4 separate regions of the Homo sapiens genome follow, and all the other regions are linked to region 1. A link is a contact called in ENCODE Hi-C or POLR2A ChIA-PET data. All regions are on one chromosome and are shown on one strand. The core of a region is the stretch at or near the end of the contact, and the rest is flanking DNA. Distances in the headings are between cores, read along the strand shown.

Region 1 (2,700 bases), core at 16-2,515:
AGCCTTTCTCTCTCAGCTGAACCGAGGGCATTGAAGCGGGCCTCTGGCACTGTACCTATGAGGGAGCAATATCTTCCCCTACACTGACCTCTTCCGTGCCGAGATGCAGCCCTCCCTGCTGCCACTAGTTACAGTGGTCCATGTTCCCTTTCAAAGTGAAGTTTTGATAAAAGCACCTCTTAACCAATGCCAAATAGCTAAGTCTGGGACAAAGATTGCAGGTATTTTGCATTTTCCATGTAACCTCAGAGGGATTGCCATTCACACTGATCTGAGCTGCAGAATACCAGGCAGCCACCTCACCCACCCAGCAGGTCCACTCTTATACTTTCTCAGAAAGCACAGCCACTCTACTCTTATTCAGTTGAAAAGAATTTCCAGGAAGGTGTTTCTGCGATTGCCTCAGAAAAGTCAGTTCCCTTTGGGAATTTCCCTTAGGGATCATCTGTAACTCCATTTCTGCCTTTTACCTGAATTCTTTGGTTTGGTTTGAATTCTTTGGTTTAATTTATGAATTCCCTTTATTACTTTTCTCTGAAGAAATGGAGATATCAGCTGTCCCTCCCCACTGCCATTTATTCCTTCCTTCATTCAAACCTTATGTGGCTGCTACTTACCGTGTGTTAAGTGTTCACTTTTTTTCTTGGAATTCAAAAAAAGAAGGACAGTATTTGGGGCACAGATCTTTTGGTGTTCTATACATTTTTTTAAAGTTTCATTTTACATTTGTGTGTGCGTGTGTGTGTGTGTGTGAGACAGTCTTGCTCTGTTGCCCAGGCTGGAGTGCAGTGGCATAATCATTGGCTCACTGTAGCCTCAAAGTCCTGGGCCCAAGCAATCTTCCCACCTCAGCCACCCAAAATGCTGGGGTTACAGGTTTATGCCACTCTGTCTGACCTGAAAGTTTTGGGTTTACTTTCCCTTCTTTCTCTTTGCTGAAGTCAGAGATGATGGCAGCTTCCAGATTCTCTGGTGCCTGTGCTGGGCTCGTGCTGGTCATGGTCTTGGGTCCAGGATTCATTCTGGAGACTCTCAGGGAAGTTTCCCATGACAAGGAAATGTAGGAGAGTGTGCTGGCTTTGCGTGCTCCTCTGCCAAGCCCTGCTTCTCCTGGTGGGACACACTGAACCACAGCCAGGGCATTTTGGTGGTTAGTTAAAAAAAAAAAAAAAAAAAAAAAAAGGAAGAAGAAGGCACTGTGTAATTGTGCCGGGGATCTTCAGAAATTGTAATGATGAAAGAGTGCAAGCTCTCACTTCCCCTTCCTGTACAGGGCAGGTTGTGCAGCTGGAGGCAGAGCAGTCCTCTCTGGGGAGCCTGAAGCAAACATGGATCAAGAAACTGTAGGCAATGTTGTCCTGTTGGCCATCGTCACCCTCATCAGCGTGGTCCAGAATGGTAAGGAAAGCCCTTCACTCAGGGAAGAACAGAAGGGGAGATTTTCTTTGATGGTTGTTTGGAAGTCAGGCTTAAACAATTGTGTCTGTGTGTGCGCATGCACAAACACTTTTACCTTATCTTTATTTTCTTCTTTTTATTTGAATGTATAGGGTTGTGTGTATTTCTGTGTAAATTTGGGGTTTTCCTCCTCTTAGTCTTTCACTTTTGTGGTGATTACCAGTCCCATTTTTAGAGCCAGGGCTGCAACTTGAAGGTTTTGCTAAAACCCTCACCGAAGTGTCTATGATCAGCATTTTAACTATTAATTAATGTGGCCAGGCAAGGGGTGGAAGGTGAGAAGACTAGAAAGGGAACATGATATACACATTTACTCAGATACTGGGCTTTTCTAACATCTGCAGTGCAATTGAAGTTACCAGTCATCTGCAGTCTAAAAAGAAAGTGATTTTGGGAGGTGCGTAGAAAAAATCATCTTATTATTTTTCCTCTATATTACTTTTTTCTTTTTTTCTCCTGAAGAAACTTTTTTTTTTGGTGATACCTTCTTTTTCTCTAGCACGTATAATTTTGGAAGCATTTTTCATATGCAGTGTATACTTCAGAAAGAGAGAGAGAGAGAGGAAAATTGTCCTGTTCAGCGTTTGCATTTCCATTATTCCTGCTATTAGTTAAAAACAACAACAACAACAAAAAACAAGCAGGATACCTAGATCTGGAAAAGGGAGAATTGTGTAGAGCTGTCTTCCTAAAGTTCTGAGTTAGGGCTGCCTCAGACCACTTTCATAACTATCTCCAGTGGCTTTGTGTTTTATATTTATTAAGATAGAGAAAAAAAGAGTAATTACTAAGGGCAGCTGCTGTAGCTTTATGGTGATTACTGAACATTGACATGCTGTCACGTTTTTGGAACTTTGAGTATTTAATCACTTTGGGATATTCTATTTTCCCCCATCTTGAGTGTGGACAGATGCTGGTGATGTAGCCTTCTGGGCACAGAGCAAGCCTCCCCCTCAGCCTCTGCACCAGAAAGGCTCAGCTTCACACACTCCAAGTATGTTTTCTACAAGAACTACACTTTGTGGCTTTCTGACCCAAACATTTTTATACTAAATTACACACAACAAAGTTGTAGCTCAGAGAGGGAACAAATGGCTTATTTAGGCCACCATTTTCTTGAGCCATTATGATTTCACACAGGGCTCCCTTGGCCCTGTAAATTGGCAAGGATTCCATTATTCAACCCGCATACATGTACAGAGACCCTGCTCTGGCCCAGATAGTATTCTGGGTACAGGCGGA
Region 2 (2,700 bases), core at 145-2,644, 360 kb before region 1:
CTGTTTGCTTTCAGGAAGAAAACGTTATATCAGGAAGGTATGTTTGAAGAAAAGAACTATATAACAGCGATCCACAATACACCTGTTCATTTGTAGCATAATAGTTACACCTGCTCCCTGGGGCTTTTTTGAGATTTCAGTCTTTGGTGTAAGACACACATACACACATGTGCACACACAATGGTAAGCATGCATGCTCTTCAGCTTCAACCCTCAGTGCGCAGTAAAATAAAAAATATAGTTGAATCATCTGTCTCAGCCCCAGCTAGAGCCCACGTCTTCCAACATGAATTTTAAAATACCTTTTTGCCTTTTAAAATATGCTGTAGAGGCCGGGCGCGGTGGCTCACGCCTGTAATCCCAGCACTTTGGGAGGTCAAGGCAGGCAGATCACGAGGTCAGGAGATGGAGACCATCCTGGCTAACAAGGTGAAACCCCGTCTCTACTAAAAATACAAAAAAGATTAGCTGGGCGTGGTGGCAGGTGCCTGTTGTCCCAGCTACTCAGGAGGCTGAGGCAGGAGAATGGCGTGAACCCGGGAGGCGGAGCTTGCAGTGAGCCGAGATCGCGCCACTGCACTCCAGCCGGGGCAACAGAGCGAGATTCCATCTCAAAAAAAAAAAAAATGCTGTAGATGAGTTTTAGTTTATCCGGGTCCTTTGTAATTAATCTCTGCATTCATCATAATTGGAAGAAAAGCTCAAAGTAAGAAAATAGCTTTCCTCCAAGTTTATTGCAATCAGAGAAAAATACAATTTAAATGTTTTTGTTTCCCATTTCTGTTCCTTACATGCATTGTCTAGAGTGGTTCCTGGTCTATAAGCCAGTGGGTTGAGATACCTGACCAGACCACCTTTTCAACCCAGTTCTTTCTCCTCTTTGTATTTCTCCCATACAATACAGTATTGAATATTTCATAACCTATGGGTGTATGTTTTTGGCAATGTGGCTAAGTCAGGCAGCATTGAGGACTGTCCTGGTGACAGTCCGGTGCAGCCCTCACCCAGGCTCCCACATTCACACCCCTCCACTCTCCAGTGGGCTGTGTAAGTTAACGGCAAATAAATGGCCCAGAATGGCTTCCTGTTAGAGAAAAAAAGGGACAAAGACTTCTGCCCTTAAAACTCTGGTAACAAAAGTAATCTAGTGGAAATCAACATTACTAGGAATATCCTATGATTTTGGTGGTGTTGAGTTCAAAGACAGCATGGCCGAATTGTGACCATCCACCCAGTCACATGAGGCAAAAACCCAGGCCCTACCTGTGTCCTGACCTCCAGCTTCCTCCCCACGGCCAGTTGGTTAGAACGTGTAGGGAGTGTACCTCTCCCAGCCGTGGAATCCCCTCACCATCTTCACCCCTTCCCCACCTTCAAAGACTTTCATGGCCGAGTGTGGTCTGACCACACTTGATCCAAAGCCCTTCCTCTGAGCTCTCAGCTCCACGTCACAACCTCGTGACCACGTGCCTCTCACTGTCATGTGCTTAGATATGTGTGTGTGTGTCCACCTCACCACACACTGTGAGATCCTTGAGGGCACGTTGTCTCTTTCATTTCTGTGTCTCCAGTGCCTAAAATGGAAAGTGCTCACTTACTAAATAAATATACAATATAAAAAATAATTTTTATCCCTTGTCCCATTTGAGATGGAAAATGAGTAAAGTTTACAAGTATTAATATAGTCAGCATCCCACTAAGACCACACAGACACTGAGATGAGCAGAGGATGCTGAGGAGCAAATGCAAAATAAACTATGAGAACTGTGACAGCTTCCAGTGCTCTTCATTATAAATATCAGCAATTGCTAATATCCAATAACATGTCACACACTCTACATTAAATCATCACAAGTCTCTAAGGCAGGTGTTAGTTTTCTCTTTGTACAGCCCAAGAAGCTGAGACAAGAGTCACACAACCAGCCAATAGAGAGAAAAGATTCAAACCCGGAGACCTTCTGTCTCTAATCCCACCCTCCTCCCACTGTCTCCTGCTGCCTCTCTGTTTCAAAGCTTGGCTCTGAGACTATGAGCACTGCCAAAATTTTACAACAGTTTGCGTATGTCATGGTCTGCAAAAGCTGTGGATGGCACTGTGGTGGCAGCCTCAATAGAAGGCTGAGACTACTTACCAGAGGGAGGATTTCCTGAGCTCCGATCACACCTGCTCTTTGTTCTCTCTCTGTCTGTCTCTCTGTGTGTGTCTCTCTCTCTCTCTCTCTCTCTCTCTCTCTCTCTCTCTCTCTCTCTCAATACAGACAGGGTCTCACTCTATTGCTCATGCTGGAGTGCAGTGGCGTGATCATAGCTCACTGCAGCCTCAAAGTCCTGGGCTCAAGTGATCCTCCTGCTTCAGTCTCCTGAGTAGCTGGGACTACAGGCATGCACCACCAGGCCTGGCTAATTTATTTATTTTTATTTTAATTTTGTAGAGACAAGGTCTCGTCCCTTCCCCAGACTGATCTCGAACCCCTGGGCTCAGGAGATCCTCCCACCTCGGCCTCCCAAAGTGCTGGGATTACAGATGTGAGCCACCACTCCTGGCCCACACCTACTCTTTATCCTCAACCCACACCCCCAGGCTCAAACTCAAAAGGAAGGAGCAAACCCTAGAAGCTGCGTAAAACACACCTTGACCTAAAATGTGCTCATGACCAGGCAACTTGACTACATATTCTCCTCGACCTACGGTGGAGTGAC
Region 3 (2,700 bases), core at 118-2,617, 340 kb before region 1:
CCTTTGGCTCACATGCTCTTATTTTAGCTTTTTTTTTTTTTTTTTGAGACGGGGTCCCACTCTGTCACCCAGGCTAGAGTGCAGTGGCGCAATCTCAGCTCACTGCAACCTCTGCCACCCGGGTTTGAGCAATTATCTTGCCTCAGCCTCCCGAGTAGCTAGGATTACAGGCACACACCACCATGCCCAGATAATTTTTTTTGTATTTTTAGTAGAGATGGGGCTTCACCATGTTGGCCAGGCTGGTCTCGAACTCCTGATCTCAGCCTCCTAAAGTGCTGAGATTACAGGCGTATTTTAGCTTTTTGAAGAGGGTAGGATGGAGAAAAAGATGAAGAGGGAGAAAACCAAACTTCCTAACTAAATTTTGTGAAATAATTATATTTCAGTGACACAGTGAAATTCTTTGTATGGTTGTTCTTTCTGAAAAGAGCGAAATGAAATAGGATTGAGAATCCTGACTATACCAATAGATTTTCTTTTAAGGCTGCGTCTGTTCTGCAGTGTTTGGGTAAAGCACTTTCTGTGCATTGTGAAATAAAACACGCCTAGATTGTTAAAAAAAAAAAAAAAAGGCTGTCAATTTTCCGTTAAAGCCTTTTATCTGTACTTTACCCCTTCCCTCCAGCAGATTCTAAACTCTTCATTCACACCCACTATTGTCACTTCCACACTAAATTAAACAAACTCAGTTCGATCACTGCAGTTTTTGGAAGCACAAAGTAACACTATACAAGTTAGAGAAAGTGAAAGAACTTCTTTCTAAATTCAAACGGCTGAACAAGGAAACATTCAGGTAGGCAGAGTCCTTGCAGTTTCTGTTCTTACCACAGAAAAACTTAAAGAAGCCACATTCTGGATGTTGTTTTTCATGTTAACAAAAAGTCCAGACGGACCCCATAGCTCACAGTGCTTCTTCTCACCCCTCGCCCCTCCCCAAACTCCATCGACCCAGAAGCATTAATTTCATAAGGAAGAGAAAACTTGGCTTTCTACTAAATTCAGCTCTGAATTCAGCCCTCCATTTCCCAAGGGCTAGGACCCAGAGCCAAGTCAGCCCGCCCCTCCCTCTCGCTCCCAGACCTGAGCTGCGGATGCTGCAGCCCAGCACTCCTCCAGGTTTGGAAAAGGCGGCTACGCTGGGCAAGTTTGGAAAGTTCTGGGAGAAGAGCGAAAGGAGGGAGTGTGTGTTGGCTCTTTTCCTTTCCTTGGAAAGCACTTAACAAGAATGACACCCTACCCCCACATCAAATGCCTTCTCTTGCAGTCCTGGTTGTTTTATAAAAACTGAGTTCGTGTCTTTAATGCCAGGATTTTCTTCCTGGTAGTAAGCATTGGCTAATGATTGCCAGTCGGCTTCTGCGTCTGTGTGCCATGTGACCTGGACACGTGACTTGGAGCCGGCTGTGGTTGTTACTTGTATTTGAATAAGAAGATCAAGCTTATTATTGCAGTAAAAGCCTGTGGGACTTGTCTGTGCAACGTGATTCCCCAGGCGGGTTACACAACGCACCGTACAGCCTCGTCTTCCAGAGGCTCCAGTTGTTTCGTAAGGTAAAACAAACACGATTTTATATTTTCCAAAGTGAAAGTCCATTTTCCCCCTGGAAAGTGTCTGATGATCCTGGAAAAAGATGAAGCCTAGTTTCTCCAAACCCTGTTAGTCCCCTTGGTACAGTAAGGTAGAACTACTGCCCAGCACACAATTAGAGAAAAAAAAACAAATCCAGTCTCCTTTTCAAATAAAGATTTAGGATTGACGTTAGAGAAAAAAACATCCAGTCTCCTTTTCAAATAAAGATTTAGGATTGATGTTAGAGAAAAAAACAGATCCAGTCTCCTTTTCAAATAAAGATTTAGGATTGATGTTAGAGAAAAAAACAGATCCAGTCTCCTTTTCAAATAAAGATTTAGGATTGATGTTAGAGAAAAAAACAGATCCAGTCTCCTTTTCAAATAAAGATTTAGGATTGACGTTACCTTTTACTATTTCCCCTTCTCCCTTCCTAAAAAGTCTTCAAGATATGCTCTTATCTACCTATAAAGAATTTACACTAAAAATGACGTTTTTAAATTTAAAATTTAAATGGCACGTTCATTTTGCGATTTTTTTCCCTTAGATTTCTACAACATTAATAGTTAAATTTTTATTGTCCACATACCCTGTAAAAGAGACATCAGAAGGATTCATCTTTTTGTAGGTGAGAAGAGCTGGATGTTCCCTTCAGGTTAGGATGTATGCGTGCATATATATATGCAAATATATGCAGATTTACCCCAGGAGGGCTTTTCCACGACCAAGAAGGTGACATCTTTACCATGCATGTTTTAATACTTTCCCCACCCCAATGCTGAAGAAGCCCTGCTATAATTTGCTTTCTTCTGCCTCTAAGGGTGATGACTCAACTACAGAGGCAAGATCAGGGAGGAACAATAGCTTTGGTTATCTCTAATGAGCGATCCAATAACCATCAAACCAGTGAGTTCTCTCAGCCCAAGGCTGGCGCCTCTGTGTGGAACCGCAAAGGGCACTTTTCTTTCTTTCTTTTTTTTTTTTTTTTAACTTTTATTTTAGGTTCAGGGGTACATGTGCAGGTTTGTTACACCGGCAAACTCATGTCACAGGGGTTTGTTGTACAGATTATTTCGTCATGCAGGTACTAAGCCTAGGACCAATTAAACATTAACTCTCCATTTTCC
Region 4 (2,700 bases), core at 52-2,551, 340 kb after region 1:
AGTGCTTTTGTTTATTTAATGCCAGAATCTCTGGCTTCATTTTTGTTATTAATGAACATGAAAGGGGATGTGTCTTGGTCAAGTCCATAGATAAACCAGGGCTGGGCCTTGAGTGTCTTCCTACCTGCAAATCTGAACAGGGTTCTGTTTTGTGACAACAGATCCGTGGGTTCCCATCATACTGTGGATGCAAAGAGGTAAGAGACAGGGAAGGGCAGGCAAGAGAGTCTCCAAGATCCACCTCGAATCATGAAAAGTGAAAGTCTGAGCTTTGAGGGAACACACTCATCTCACTGCCAACCCTGTGGGGAGCTCTGGGCCTATGACTGTGGAGGTGGCATCTGGGCTGGCCCTGATGCTATAAGCCACAGTGGACAGTCAGCATCACCCTTCCACCAGGGCCCCAGTTTCTGAAGACTTACCTGCTGGTTACTGTGCTGGGGATCTGACTCGCCTTGAATCTGCTCTAGGTTTCCATGGTGATTACTTAAACTTTTCATCATCCTTCCTTTAGACCTTGGAGGAGAGCTATGCTCTCTGGTTTCCATGACAACCATTTAACCATGTGTCTCTGTCTGGCTGTTTCAGAAAAGAACTGCTAGAAATCATGCAAATGAACTAGCTGCTCTCTCCTTCCTTTAAGAAAATAAAAATAAAGTGACACACCTGCTTAGAAGTTTCAGATCTCTGCTCATAACAAGAAGGGTGACTGTGTCAAACTGCTGTTTGAGGAAGGTTTATTGCATTGCTTTGACACTTTAAGTGCTCACCCGGAGTCTCAGGCTGACTCTGCTGTCTTAAGCAATTACACTCACCACTTATCCTCCCTCCCCACTGCCTGGCAAATGAAGAGCTGCAAGTTAAAGGCTGTTTACCTTCCTACTGTTTGTTGAAGGAGAAAGGGAAGGACAGGGCCAGAGTGACCAGCCAGTCACCCTACCCAACTAGCCATTCACCACTGTGGAAAGATGCCACAGACAGCATAGTTGTTACCTCCGGTCACTGTCAATAGACTGGCCAGGGGTGGTCCAAGACTCAGATTGCAGCCCCAAATTATGTGGAAATCACACACGTGAGTCATTGGGAAATGACTTGACGCTCTCTATCAGAACTCATGGAAGAAAGAGCAGCCCTTCTTGAGGTCAGGTCTTTGGGCCAGTCAGAGAGCTCAGGAGAAGTAGAAAGATGAGATATCCTGCTTCAGTTTGGACAACTGTCCCCTCCAAATCTCATGTTGAAATTTGATCCCCAATGTTGAGGTAAAGCCCAATGGAAGGTGTTTGGGGCATGGAGGAGGAGCCCTCATGAGTGGCTGTGATGCCATCTTCACAGTAAAGAGTGAGTTCTCACTCAATTAGTTCCTGTGAGATGTGATTATACAAGAGAACCTGGCACTGCCTCCTCTCTCTTGCTTCCTCTCTTGCCATGTGATCTCTGCACACACTGATTCCCCTTTGCCTTCTGCCAAGAGTGGAGGCTGCTTGAGGTCCTCACCAGGAGCAGATGCTGATGCCATGCTTCACATACAACCTGCAGAACTAGGAGCTAAATAAGCCCCTTTTATTAATAAATTATACAACCTCAGTTCTTCCTTTGTAGCAACACAAACAGACTAAGAGAGCACCCTTTCCCCTTCCTGGACACATCCTTGAACTACAGTATAGTGACATGCCCCTAAACCCAGGGTCCCAAGAGGCAGCATGAGCTAAGGCAGCCATGGATAAGCACAGTATTTAAAACATGTTTTGTTTTGTTTTTTTTGAGACGGAGTCTCGCTCTGTCACCCAGGCTGGAGTGCAGTGGCATGATCTCGGCTCACTGCAAGTTCCGCCTCCTGGGTTCACGCCATTCTCCTGCCTCAGCCTCCCGAGCAGCTGGGATTACAGGTGCCTGCCACCATGCCCAGCTAATTTTTTGTATTTTTAGTAGAGACGGGGTTTCACCGTGTTAGCTGGGATGGTCTCGATCTCCTGACCTCGTGATCCACCTGTCTCAGCCTCCCAAAGTGCTGGGATTACAGGCGTGACCCACCGCGCCCAGCCTTAAAACATGTTTTGAAACCGGGTAATATTTAAAGTTCTGGAACTTTCTAACAAAAATAGAGACTTCCCACTAATCTTGAAAATTAAGCAGATCTGTGTTAGAGTTCTATTTGACAAGGGTCTACTGGATGGAGCTGCACTCATCCTTCCAGATTAAGCATACATTCACTCTGGTTGAACTTTTCTATTTATTTATTTTAAAAAAATTTAGAGAGAGGATCTTGCTCTGTTGCCCAGACTAGAGTGCAGTGGCATGATCATAGCTCATTGCAGCCTCAAACTTCTGGGCTCAAGTGATCCTCCTAACTCAGTCTTCCAAGTGGCTGGGACTGCAGGCATGAACAACCACACCCAGCTAATTTGTTTCATTTTTTGTAGGGACACGGTCTTGCTATGATGTTGCCCAGGCTGGTTTTGAACTCTTGGGCTCAAGCTATCCTCCTGCCCAGCCTCCCAAAGTGCTGGGATTATAAGTGTGAGCCACTACACCTGACTGAAACTTCCTAAACAGAAAATTCTTCTCCATGATTCCTGAAAAATATTTGGACTGGTAACTTGTAGTAACATGCACAACACTCAAACAAAACCAATTATCCCTCAACTCATAGCTGAAGTCACACATGATGGAAGAGAGTTCTTATCTAGGGATGAAGGGAGT

What was found. A loop is a pair of places that touch in the nucleus more often than their neighbours do. ChIA-PET counts read pairs that join two places held with the same protein, here RNA polymerase II (POLR2A). Pooled maps may share reads with other maps.
Region 2: a map of CD8-positive, alpha-beta T cell shows a loop between it and region 1 (4-fold over the local background). The contact joins the promoter of LINC00426 here to the promoter of ALOX5AP in region 1. A Hi-C loop is called at or near these places in 7 of 168 maps with a recorded cell type or tissue (B cell, CD4-positive, alpha-beta T cell, CD4-positive, alpha-beta memory T cell and 4 more), 26 of 37 single-sample maps with no recorded cell type and 16 of 50 pooled maps. POLR2A ChIA-PET finds 5 or more read pairs at or near these places in 4 of 52 experiments (B cell, CD4-positive, alpha-beta memory T cell, CD8-positive, alpha-beta memory T cell and 1 more).
Region 3: a pooled map shows a loop between it and region 1 (5-fold over the local background). The contact joins the enhancer-like site here to the promoter of ALOX5AP in region 1. A Hi-C loop is called at or near these places in 10 of 50 pooled maps. POLR2A ChIA-PET finds 5 or more read pairs at or near these places in 2 of 52 experiments (CD8-positive, alpha-beta memory T cell and MCF 10A).
Region 4: a map of OCI-LY7 shows a loop between it and region 1 (14-fold over the local background). The contact joins the enhancer-like site here to the promoter of ALOX5AP in region 1. A Hi-C loop is called at or near these places in 1 of 168 maps with a recorded cell type or tissue (OCI-LY7), 4 of 37 single-sample maps with no recorded cell type and 9 of 50 pooled maps.

The regions. Positions count from the first base shown.
Region 1 is chr13:30,734,278-30,736,977 of GRCh38, forward strand. ALOX5AP (arachidonate 5-lipoxygenase activating protein) reads left to right here and starts at 1,266. Exons shown (of 5, transcript NM_001629.4): 1 at 1,266-1,398. The coding sequence starts at 1,329. The region is part of intron 2 of LOC124903146 (a long non-coding RNA gene); the gene reads right to left.
Region 2 is chr13:30,372,520-30,375,219 of GRCh38, forward strand. It overlaps LINC00426 (long intergenic non-protein coding RNA 426), which reads right to left and starts at 1,395. Exons shown (of 5, transcript NR_024464.2): 1 at 1,264-1,395.
Region 3 is chr13:30,394,229-30,396,928 of GRCh38, forward strand. No RefSeq gene overlaps it. Among named protein-coding and RNA genes, the nearest start is that of LINC00426, 22 kb to the left of the region's middle. Within about 2 kb of position 1,368, at least 40 of the 41 ENCODE cell types and tissues checked have a DNase peak (open chromatin) inside an H3K27ac peak, as active enhancers do.
Region 4 is chr13:31,073,575-31,076,274 of GRCh38, forward strand. No RefSeq gene overlaps it. Among named protein-coding and RNA genes, the nearest start is that of LINC01066, 79 kb to the left of the region's middle. Within about 2 kb of position 1,302, at least 4 of the 41 ENCODE cell types and tissues checked have a DNase peak (open chromatin) inside an H3K27ac peak, as active enhancers do; they include OCI-LY7, where a contact is called at or near this core.